Regions from separate parts of the Mus musculus genome. Here region 2 is linked to region 1. A link is a contact called in ENCODE Hi-C data. All regions are on one chromosome and are shown on one strand. Each heading gives the region's core, a stretch centred on a gene start or an enhancer-like site at or near the end of the contact. The rest is flanking DNA. Distances are from core to core; before and after follow the strand shown. Region 1 holds the start of Ccnl1 (cyclin L1). Region 2 holds the start of Rsrc1 (arginine/serine-rich coiled-coil 1).

Region 1 (5,415 bases), core at 1,501-4,000:
CCAATACAAGCCAGTCAGATTGAATTATTTTAAATTTTGAAGTTTTATAAAAAGATGATCCTATTCTGACACCTAGGAAGGAAGAAGTCCCACAGAAAAACACCAAACGATCATGTGATTATAGTTGGCTCAACAACTCATATACTACTAGAAAATGTTCCTTTATTCACTAAAAATAAGAATTCTGTATTTCAGTGTTTTGTAAAAACACCCTGAAAAAAAAAATCAGCCATGTAATCTAAAATACAAGTATAAGCTCAGAACATACTAAACACTAATTTGAAACTCCCCCATTTCTCAACTTTCTTCACAAAGAACTAAAAATGTTTTCAAACAGAAGAAATTGTATCTGGGCACATAGTTAGAAAAGATGGGGCTGAATAGTATAGAGAAAAAAATGCTATAAAAATTGACTGTGTTACTCATTTCAAACTTCCACTACCACCAACTTATAGCTTCCACAATAAAGACTACCTATGTTCAATACGCATTAGGACTAAGCAACACCCAACTCCCAAAACAGGTTATCTTGTCATAGCTAAATTCCTTCCAAGCTCACAGTTCCTTAGAAACTAATCTACACCACAAATATCCATCAGCCTGTCCTAGAATCACCTGTAGAGCCTGGAGTACTGCAACAAGCTTTGGTACTGCCTTATAGGCCCACATAAAGTTACCAGGGTATCACTACACCTAAAAGATACTGTTTCAGACTCTATTTTCTTACAAGATCGAATAAAGAGCCCTATCTGAAGCAACTCAATGAGTTATTTTTCTAAGGAACTCACTGAGACTACATCTGACCAAAACAGAATACCTGTTCAATCCCTTTGACTTCAAACTTTATCATCCTCCAGTCCTTTCAGATGCGGCATTATGCGATATATCGTAGTTCAATGTTGAGAAGTACTCTAACAAAAGCCAACCTCAATTGATGAAGAAACTGGGACTCCAAGCAGAAAAACGACCTACACGGAACTTTGCCACAACATTAACTTGAACTACAGGGCTTACATGTCCAGCCTTCAGTTTTCCAGAGAGGGGAGGGGAAACACAACTTACAGAATACACTCCCACTTGAGCCAACCGTACTCCCTTTCTTGTTTAATCTTAAGCCAAGGGACTGGCTTCACAGCACTCTAGAATTGTCCACAATGCAACTGTCTCTACAAACTTCAGATAGCTGGTTAATGGAGGGGATTTTAAAAGTTTCAATGTTCCTACGTGAATTTCAGCACCTAATGTCCGCTTTCTTTTGCATCCACACTGACTTGAGGGAGGGGAGAAGATGTTTTGACTGGATGATTGGTGCACAGTACAGCAAGAGATACTATGTTCAACAGGCCAATCTTACCTTTTTCCTCTTAACTGGCGGAGGTGGTGGAATACATTAATCACATCTCTTATTCTTCTTGGCGCTTCTTCGATTTTTGACGCAAGATTAATACAGGCCATAGCAACAATCTGAAAGAACCCAGGTAAAAATCCAAGTGAAGTTAAACTAGAAACAGTTTAACAAAGTCTAACAACCCTTATTTTGTTTTGTTTTTAGATAGGGCTTCTCTGTGTAGTCCTGGCTTCCAGGAACTCCATCTGTATGTACATCTGCCTGCCCAAGGATGTGGGTCACCAAGGACCGGCAAAGAACCCTCTTTAGGATACAACGGGCTTTTTAGCGAAATAAAATCGAAGCTGACATTTTTAGACCAGCTCTTACGTTTTATTGCTCAACTGCTCTTAATTTTGGGTCAGAATCAAGCTACCTCTTGCTAGAATTGTGCAATGGCTTGAAAACGTAGTTCTTGGTTAACAGAGCACGTGAACTGGGGATCCATTTTCTAGTTCTTGAAACATTGCTCTACGGGCCCCATTTCCTTCTGGGTGGGAACGAGGTACAAAGGCCTAAGCTAACCACTCCCTTTCTGGAAAAGCTGGTTCCTACCCCCTTCCTCCCCGCTTCCGGATGAAGAAATCCCTTCTTGTCCGCCTCCGCCGCGCTTACCTCGAAACTGTGTTTGACGAACGACTTGGAGTAGAAGAACCGATGGAACAGCACCTGCCCTGTAGCCATCGCCACCTGCAGACGAGAGAGGAGAACGGAAGCGCCGGGGTCAGGCGGGCCCGCACCAGGCGCCGCCGCCATTTTGTGCGGCCGCTCGCTTCCCTTCCCCCGCCCGGGCCGCGCGGCGCCGCCCGCCCCCGCATCCCCACCCTCGCCCGCCCGAGCTCCCGCCGCCGCCGCCGCCCGGCGCAGGCTCCGGAGAAACCTGGCCGCGGCGGAGAGGCCCGCAACCAGCCGGGGTTCTCACCTGCGGCAGCCGGAGGAGGATGCCGGCGGCCTGGATGAGCTCGCAGCCCAAGATGCGCAGATCCGTCTCGCTGGGCAGGTCCAGGCCGTCCTGCATGGACGGGGTAGGCGAGAGCCGCTCCTCCGGGATCAGCGAGTGGTCGATGGTGAGCGACACCTCCGAATACAGGCGGTCGCCGATCAGGATCCCTCCGGTCGTGGTCGTCGTCGTGGTGGTCGTGCCGGAGCTGGAGCCGCCCGCGCTCGGGGCGGCGGACGAGGCGGAGGCGGCAGCGGCGGCGGCGGCGGCAGCGGTCGAGGTCGGGTGAGGCCCGGACGCCATAGTTCCAGCGAGCTCCACGCACGCCCGACGCAGCCGGAACCCAAAGCGAGACTAACCAGCGTCCTCGGCGCGACGGATCTTCCCGTGACCGCCGGCTTCCAGGCCGCCGCACGCAGCGTGCGCTTCCGCCCTGACGTCACCACGCCGACACGCCCTACCCCACCCCACTCCACTCCCCGCGCGCGCCAACGAGTTCCTCCGCGCTTCGGTCGGTGACACCGGGCGGAGGGGTCCGGATGGGCAGGGCGGGGCAGGGTGCTGGCGGCTCAGGGGTGGTAATGGCTTTAGTCACCGGATAACCCGGACTCTGGCCTGGTGAGTCGGCCCCGATACCCCTGCACGGTCTGCGCGTTGGTGACAGTCCGGCGGTCGGCGACACCGGAGTGTAACAAAGTGACTCTGAACCGGGCAGCTTCCCAGTTTGAGCGCCTGGGGTTTCCGGAAAGCTCCGAGCGCGCGTGGGTGTCGGGGTGTAGCCTAGAAAGGCATGCCTAGCCCTGACCTCACTTCGCCGGGTTTACAGTAATCTGGAAAATCCCTAGTTCCAAAAATAGGTTTATGGCGAGGACAGTACACGGGCGATTTCATTGCGCTGGGGAGTCTCGTCTTAAAGAGATGGTTTTTGTCAGAGTGGAGAGAAAGTAACTATCCCTGTGTCAATGAAGAGAAAAACACAGCTCTCATCTTACATGGAGTTTGGAATAACCTAAATCTGTGTTCCGGGACCATGGTCAATCAAAATGGCTCCAGGATAACCCATCATTTATTCCCTTTAAGATGAGAGCTGTGGTTTTTTTGTTTTTTTCGAGACAGTTTCTCTGTATAGTTCTGGCTGTCCTGAAACTCACTTTGTAGACCAGGCTGGCCCTGAACTCAGAAATCCGCCTGTCTTTGTCTCCCGAGTGCTGGGATTAAAGGCGTGCGCCACCACCGCCTGGCTGAGAGCTGTGGTCTTTTTCCATCCATACTAAAAGTCCCAAAAGCTGAGGTCGACCGTGAAACAATTGATCCTTCTGCCTCTGGCCTCCCATGATCTTTTTATTCCAGCTTAATCCTCTGAGATGGCCTTTAGGGAGAAAGAAAAATCTCCTGACTCAGTACAAAGGGTTGGAATTGTTATTTTGTTAAAGCTTACTTTCTTGAAAAGTGTCTTAACCTTGGACCTATAGAGCGCACTGAAAATTTGGATACATCTTAGTCACCAAAGCAAGGTATTTTCACAGCTCATTTTTACAAAGTGTGTTGGGACGGGCACTCTGGAGACAAAGACAGGTGGATCTCTGATTAGAGGGTCAGACTGATTCCAAGCCAGTAAGAGCTATATAATATCTTCAAAATGAAACAAAACCTCTTCCAAACAAAAGCTATATAGAGCAGGAAGTGGTGGCACAAGCCTTTAATCCCAGTACTCAACTAAAGCCTCAAAAACAAAAATTTTATGATTGTGATAGCTTTTTGTCACTGACAGATTACCTAGAAAGTCCACAATGAGGTTTAATTTTGGTTTATGGTCTCTGAGGTTTCAGGCTACAGCCATGTGGCCCTATACCTGTAGGACTGTGTAGGCAGAACTTTATGGTGTGAGACCTTGGTAAAAACAAATCCCTTGCCACCAACAAAGAGAAAGGGGAATATATCCAGGGATCTCCCTCCTCAAGTAGGTTGCCAACTCCTAATTGCTTGTCCAGCTGTGACCTCATCGTCGGATTAACCCATTTATGAGGTATTTGCCTTTGTGATTAAATCACCTCTCAGTGCTACTAACTAAGGACAAGCTCTTCACAGGGTCTGTATGTGGCAGGCATTTCATATCCAAACTTTCTGTGACAGCATAGGAGACACAAGTCCAGGGGACAGGTATGTCGGGACAAAACTTTTCCTAGTGAGACACTACTCACCTCAGATAGGGAACCTACCACAGACCAAAGTATGGATACCATCAGAGTGCAAACTTGGTGAACCAATGAGTTTTATTAGGGTTACTTACAGGAATATGGGTAAGGAGCAGAAATGATTTGGATAGCTGCACCACCAATGTGCAATTCTATGCATATATTAGGGTCGGCACAATTTAGTGAAAACTTTTTTGGTGATAATTAACTCAATTCCATGTGGACAATAAAGTTTAAGGTGTGACTCCATCAAAACTCTTTGTAAAGTACACGTGACATCTTCCATAAAGATGGGTTCTGTAGATTCACTACATGAGACACCTTCCATAATGATCAATTCTGTAAATGACATGCTCATGATACGGGTCTGGAGAAAGATCTGATGTGGTCTTGGCCACACAGCAGAAAAGGTCACCAGGCTATTAGTCACATCTGCTCTCGGCCTTCTGGGTGGATAGAAGGTTATATACCCTTGTTTGAAGGAACAACCCTGTCTTTAACATTACTGGTTCCTACCTGTAAAGGTGGTACACACCTTTAGTCCTGGCACTTGGGAGGCAGAGGCAGGTGGGTCTCTAAGTTTGAGGGTAGTGCCTGTTCTACAGAACAAGTTCCAGGACAGCCAGAGCTACACAGAGAAACCCTGTCTTGAAAAACAAAACATTCTTGGTTCCCCTGTTGCTTATCTGTTGAGCACAGGACTTTTGTTCCTCCCACAGGAAGAGATGGCTGAACATGTTATAAATGCTTGCTCCTCATTATGTCACCAAACTACTGTTACTATTTCTTTTTTCAAAATTGTCCATGACTAATCCAGAAGATGGGAGGTAATGGGCTAGTAACTGGACTCTACGAGGTTTTTGCTCGTTAAGTAACTGTCATATTCTTTCTGT
Region 2 (5,415 bases), core at 1,429-3,928, 1.0 Mb after region 1:
TGCACCCTGCCCTTAATTATTTAGCATCTTGGGGGGCATTCTAGTTCGATTTCCTAATTCTGAAAAACAAAAGATGACTACTTTTTGAGTTCTGCGGAAAAAATTACCGATGTTGCTTGTCGCTCGACTAATTTTTGTTTACCGTGGACTGTGAAAAAAAGACTCACTCTTTGGAGGGGGGAAAACAACTCTCTTTCTGATTTATAACTTAAAAACTGTATATTTGACAATTATTTTATAAAAACTCTTAATTATATGGGGGGGGGGGACATGACTGTCTCCTCTAAGCCACGGCTTGCTGTGTGATTTGTAGCTATGCAAATACTTATTTGCTCACACAAAAGAATGTTTACATATGAAATGTTACATTTACTTGAATATGTAAACAAATATACCTCTTTAAGTGGCAGTTTGGGGGGGCATTTTCAGTATACTGAATATTAATGAGTTTTGTTTGATGTTAAAAGATAATGTTTTCGTTCTCTTGGATCCAGTACTCAGTAAAAATGAAAGCAGTTACAGGCCATTAATATGTATATCTTCTACTTATTGATTAGAACAACAAAACACACTTAGCCAATAATTTCAGAAGTTCTACCCAAACAACCTAAAACATTGGTAAAGAGAACACAGAATTGTGGTACATAATGTATTCTCAGTCGAGAATTTAAGTGTAATTTAAGACGTTCCATAACTTCTTGTAATACTAACTACATTGCACATTTAAAGGACATGAAAATAAAGCTTATTAGAAATGTTGCTTTACTTTTTCTTTGACATTATCCTTCCTTCTAGAAACATTTCCCACCCTGCTTTTAGGACAAAGGCATACCTTTACATGGTTAACAGCGATTGCATTAAACATTTAGGTATTATTGAAGTACATGAACTCTTGCTTTTATTATTTCACAAGACTCAAAACCTTACTGCTTCCTAACTTCTATGAATTTAGGAGCAATGTCACATTGAGCATCGGTCTGCTATCTGTAACACTGTAATTCCGGAGAATAATCACAGAATTTTACTCTTTTGTGAAACTGTTTAAAAAAGATCATTTAGTAATGGGATCCACTAAGTTGACATGGTGTTTCAGTAGCTTTCAACCTCTATGACGAAATACATATTCGTAAACACCTCCCAAATAGCCCCTGCTAGAAGCCTGGTAAGAGATCAGGAGACCCCCAGACGCTTCTTCATCCTTTTAACCACAGGACTTAAATACAAACGCTTATGCCATCTTCTGTACTAGAAGGATGACCACTTTAAAGGTAACCAGAGAAAGATCAGGCATGACTATCCTGTAATTTGAACCAATAGATTTCTCTATTATTTCATCTTCTTGACTCATTCTAACTATAGGGGTGGTAGATGAAGCAATGATAAATCTCCAGTGTCTGACTCCCATTTGTGTAAAGGAAGTTTAATTTAAAATTTTTATTAGCATATAATTGTATGGTTTTCTTTATGAACTTTTCACATATGGAAACATACACCTCTTCTGTTAGCCTCTTATATCCCCCCCCCCATTCCCTTCCTCGCCATCCCCAATAGTCCCTCTTTTAGGAAGTTTCAGTTTTAAGAAATTAAAAGTTTGGAAATTGTATTAATAAAAGCTATGAAGTATGATGTTTCACCAAACAGCAAATATTTTCCTGAGAAAAGACATTTCAAAGCCTTTATTTTATTTTATTTTATTTTATTTTACTTTGTCAAAGTTTTGAAAGGAACATTGACTTTAAAACTCAGGAGACAGCCTATGGACAGATACAAAAATAATCAGGACCCCCCCCCCCCAAGAGTTCCCCCAGTTTTTGAATTATTTAAAACAAACATGTAGTGTTGTGGTTTTGTTTTAAAAGAGTCCCTCAAAACTGGCTAGTTAAGGTCCAGTTACTTTCCAGGAATAAACCTATACTGGAAGTGAGTTCCATCTCAAATCTCTGTGGAAATCTGAACCTTAGTATCTAGCTAACAGTAGGCCTGAATCCAAGTTAATATTTTATATATCTCCTCATTTTTGTTTCCTTATACTAAATCATGAAAGAAAAGTCATACAAGGAAAATATTGTATATTACAGAAAATGCCACGTTTCTTTAATTTCGGTAATAGAAGCTTCTTTCTTTCTTTCTTTCTTTCTTTCTTTCTTTCTTATAAATCTACCCATTTACTTTCTCTTCTAGAGGAACCTTCTCCTATCGGGCAGATTTCTTCCTCCTATCTAACAGTTTCTTTAATAGGAGAAACTAATTGCTTCCAATCCGTGAATGCCTTCACCTTCATGGCAGGAAAAAAAAAAAAAACCCACCGATTTTAATGTATTTTTTTGCAAATAAATCATTACAGTTTAATCACACACGACTCTATGCAGACACACTCCCATGATTTATTATTGTTGGGCGAATTTCCACCTCGCTCAACAGGAACTAACCAATTTTGCTCTACGCGGATGTCTTAAACATAACTTCTTACGATGTAGATGTTTGCTGATTATCTGTGACGATAACGGCGAATACTAAGGCAGTAACATCCCATAGTACCACCTTTATTGCTTTTGGAGAATAAGAAAATCCAATTATGCAAACACGCAAAACAAACATTAAACAAAAAATTGGCGGCATGACAATCCACTCGCTCGGCATTCCTAATGGTCCAGCAGCCTGCATCGACGCACTCGACAGCTCGGCTGAAGCTGCCTGGTGCTGGAACCAGGAAGGCGCTGAGCTTAAATTGAAGCAAGTTCTGAGGACGCCGGTGGCGCCGTGGTTAGAAGAGGGGGTTCCAGGTCCCCACGTCGGGAGGTGCGAACCCGAAGGTCGAGCCAGGTGATGCCGGCGTCCAGAGCTTGGGGGCGGCGCCCGCGAAGGAGGCGTAGCGAGGCCCAGCTCTGCGGGAGGCGGCGTGGGGCCTGGCGCAGTCTGTGGCCAGGAGCTCGCCGAGGGTTGGGCCTGGGCCCGCGGCGTGCGGTTTGTAGCCGTGCGCATGCGCCCCGCACCTTGCAGGGTCCCAGCCTGCTGGCTCTGGGCGAGGGGGTCGCCGGAGTGGTCGCGGGTGGCGAGCGGCCGCAGGCCCCAGGCTTGGCCTACAGTGTGGAGTTGATGTGGAGAGGTAGCCCCCAGTCCGCGGGTCCCGCGGGTCCTCGATCGCCGTTCCTCGGATTCCCAGTTGTCCTTCCTTTTTAGCCAGGTTCACTCTCACCTCCTCCAGGTAGTCGGAGCGAGGGGGAGGCTGTGGCTAAGTGTGCACGGAATCCCCACCCCTTCTCCTGTCTATCGGATGCTTGTTGGCTGGAGAGAGAATACATGGTTAGACAGACCCTTCCTGTCTTGACATATACACACATCACTTTAAACAGTCTGTGAATTTACCTTCTAGACTTTTGGTCATGTGACCAGATAGTTAACTCCTGAACTCATTCACCTTTCTCAGGAGTTACAATGGATGTTGTCTGCCCTCGATTTTAGGTTATTATTAATGTAATTTCTGAGTTGTATTTAAAATGTTTATTGAGGGGGGGGGGAAAGCTCTAGATTTGCCAGCAGCCCAGTTTTGTCCCTACTAAGTACTAGGTTGTTAAATAAATTCACACATCATGTGCTGGCATATGAAGGTATTCGAGTTGTCATCTTTGAACTTAGATGTAAAAGCTCCCAGTGAAGTAGCTACGTAGAGTTTTCAGGTTTTAAGGAGTGGAGCAGATGTGACAGGTACAACCATGTGGGGAAAGCAGCTCTCCTTTGAGAGCTTCTCCAGTCTTAGAGTTTATGAATATTCACTTTCTTTGCAGACAAAGGAGATTTCTTGCTAAGTGGTAGCACTTTATGACTGTATGTTCAATAAGAAGGCTAAAAATGTCTGAAGCTGAAAAAGACAAAGGCAGCTGGCACTTGTCTGTTAATTGGCCTCGATGACCCAGTCTCTACATATTCAGCGTGGAGAGTTGTGATGTGAATTGGTTGTCATAGGGTTGTTGTAGTGCATTTACAGATAACTTTCTTCTGGTTTCACTCCCAGAATATGGGAAGGAAGTCCTGTGATTTGTTAGTTTAAAAAGAGACACTAAATAATCTACAGAACGTTGTTGCAACAGTAGTTTTTTTTCTAATTGAAAATAATGTTATTTGTATACGATACATTCTGTTTTTTGTTCTTTGTTTTTCCAGACAGGGTTTCTCTGTATAGCCCTGGCTGTCCTGGACTCACTCTGTAGACCAGGCTGGCCTCGAACTCAGAAATCCTCCTGCCTCTGCCTCCCGAGTGCTGGGATCAAAGGCGTGTGCCACCACGCCCGGCTGTATACAATATATTCTGATGATGGTTTTCCCTCATCTCCCAAACTAACAAATAAAGAAAAAGGAAACTAAGAAAGCATGAGAAATGTGTACACACACACAAACCATAATATACAAGCAAAAGATCGGTATGGTTTACAAAAATGACCAAACAAAGCAATATGAGAAAAAAAAAAAAAAGTTTCCAAAAAGATCTCTGTGTTTGTTTTATGTTGGCCATCTACTGCAGGAGATGGAGCCTGCCCTTAAGTGTGGTTTGTGTACCCTTGGGAACTAATTGTTCCTTTTCCAGCAATTGTTGATTGGAGATGACTTCTTGTTGGGGATGGGAGCGCTTCTGGAGCACTCCAACCTCGATGCTGGTATCCTTTCTGGTTTGGACCTGTGTGGGCCCTGTACATGTGTCATAGCGTCTGAGTTCATCATATGTCAGTCTTAACAGTGGTGTTTTGACAGAATTCTTTTTCTTTTGAATTTTGCCTTGTTATATCTGAATTTTTGCCTCTGTTCTTACAATTCCTTTGGATGGTTCTCTGTTTCTGGATTCCATAGTATGTTAAATAGTGTTCACCCTAGTTTTACTTTTTGTTTTGTTTTGTTTTGTTTTTTCCAGTGTCTCTGGCAGCCCAAGGGTGATCTTGAACTTGCTGTGTAGCCTGATGAGATTGTAGGCATGTGCCACCACACTCGGCCATTTTACTTTTCTACCTTTTATTGAGGAGGGGGCATGTACCCAGGATCAAAGATTCTGTTTTCATTATTTAATGAAACACTATGCTGAAGTACTTATAAACTGCCATGTCCTCTGTGAACCTTTGTTCTCTTAAACTAATTGCCCTTCTGAAACATAATAACTGCTTGTTTTATCCTTATTAAGGATATGCCTTGGCAATTGGAAAATGCTGGTTCACTGAGTTAGATGTGTCTGTCAAATGTTGGCATCTTTTATTGTATATCAAGCATTCACTTTTATTAATATTGCCTCTGATCCTAGAAAAAAGGAAATCTGAGTACTAGGCAGATACAAACTGTCCAAAATTCAGATCTTTCCGTGAAGAGCTGCATTTTATAATTGGTGACAAATACCGTTAATTTTCCTTGCTGTAAAAGGCTATATTTACTTAG

The links. A loop is a pair of places that touch in the nucleus more often than their neighbours do.
Region 2: a loop to region 1 is called in a map of v-Abl transformed pro-B cells, with 4 times the contacts of the local background. The contact joins the promoter of Rsrc1 here to the promoter of Ccnl1 in region 1. A Hi-C loop is called at or near these places in 2 of 37 maps with a recorded cell type or tissue (T-helper 17 cell and v-Abl transformed pro-B cells).

What each region holds. Positions count from the first base shown.
Region 1 is chr3:65,955,499-65,960,913 of GRCm38, forward strand. Ccnl1 (cyclin L1) reads right to left here and starts at 2,751. Exons shown (of 11, transcript NM_019937.4): 1 at 2,310-2,751; 2 at 2,003-2,077; 3 at 1,355-1,464. The coding sequence starts at 2,630.
Region 2 is chr3:66,982,984-66,988,398 of GRCm38, forward strand. It overlaps Rsrc1 (arginine/serine-rich coiled-coil 1), which reads left to right and starts at 2,679. Exons shown (of 10, transcript NM_025822.4): 1 at 2,679-2,823.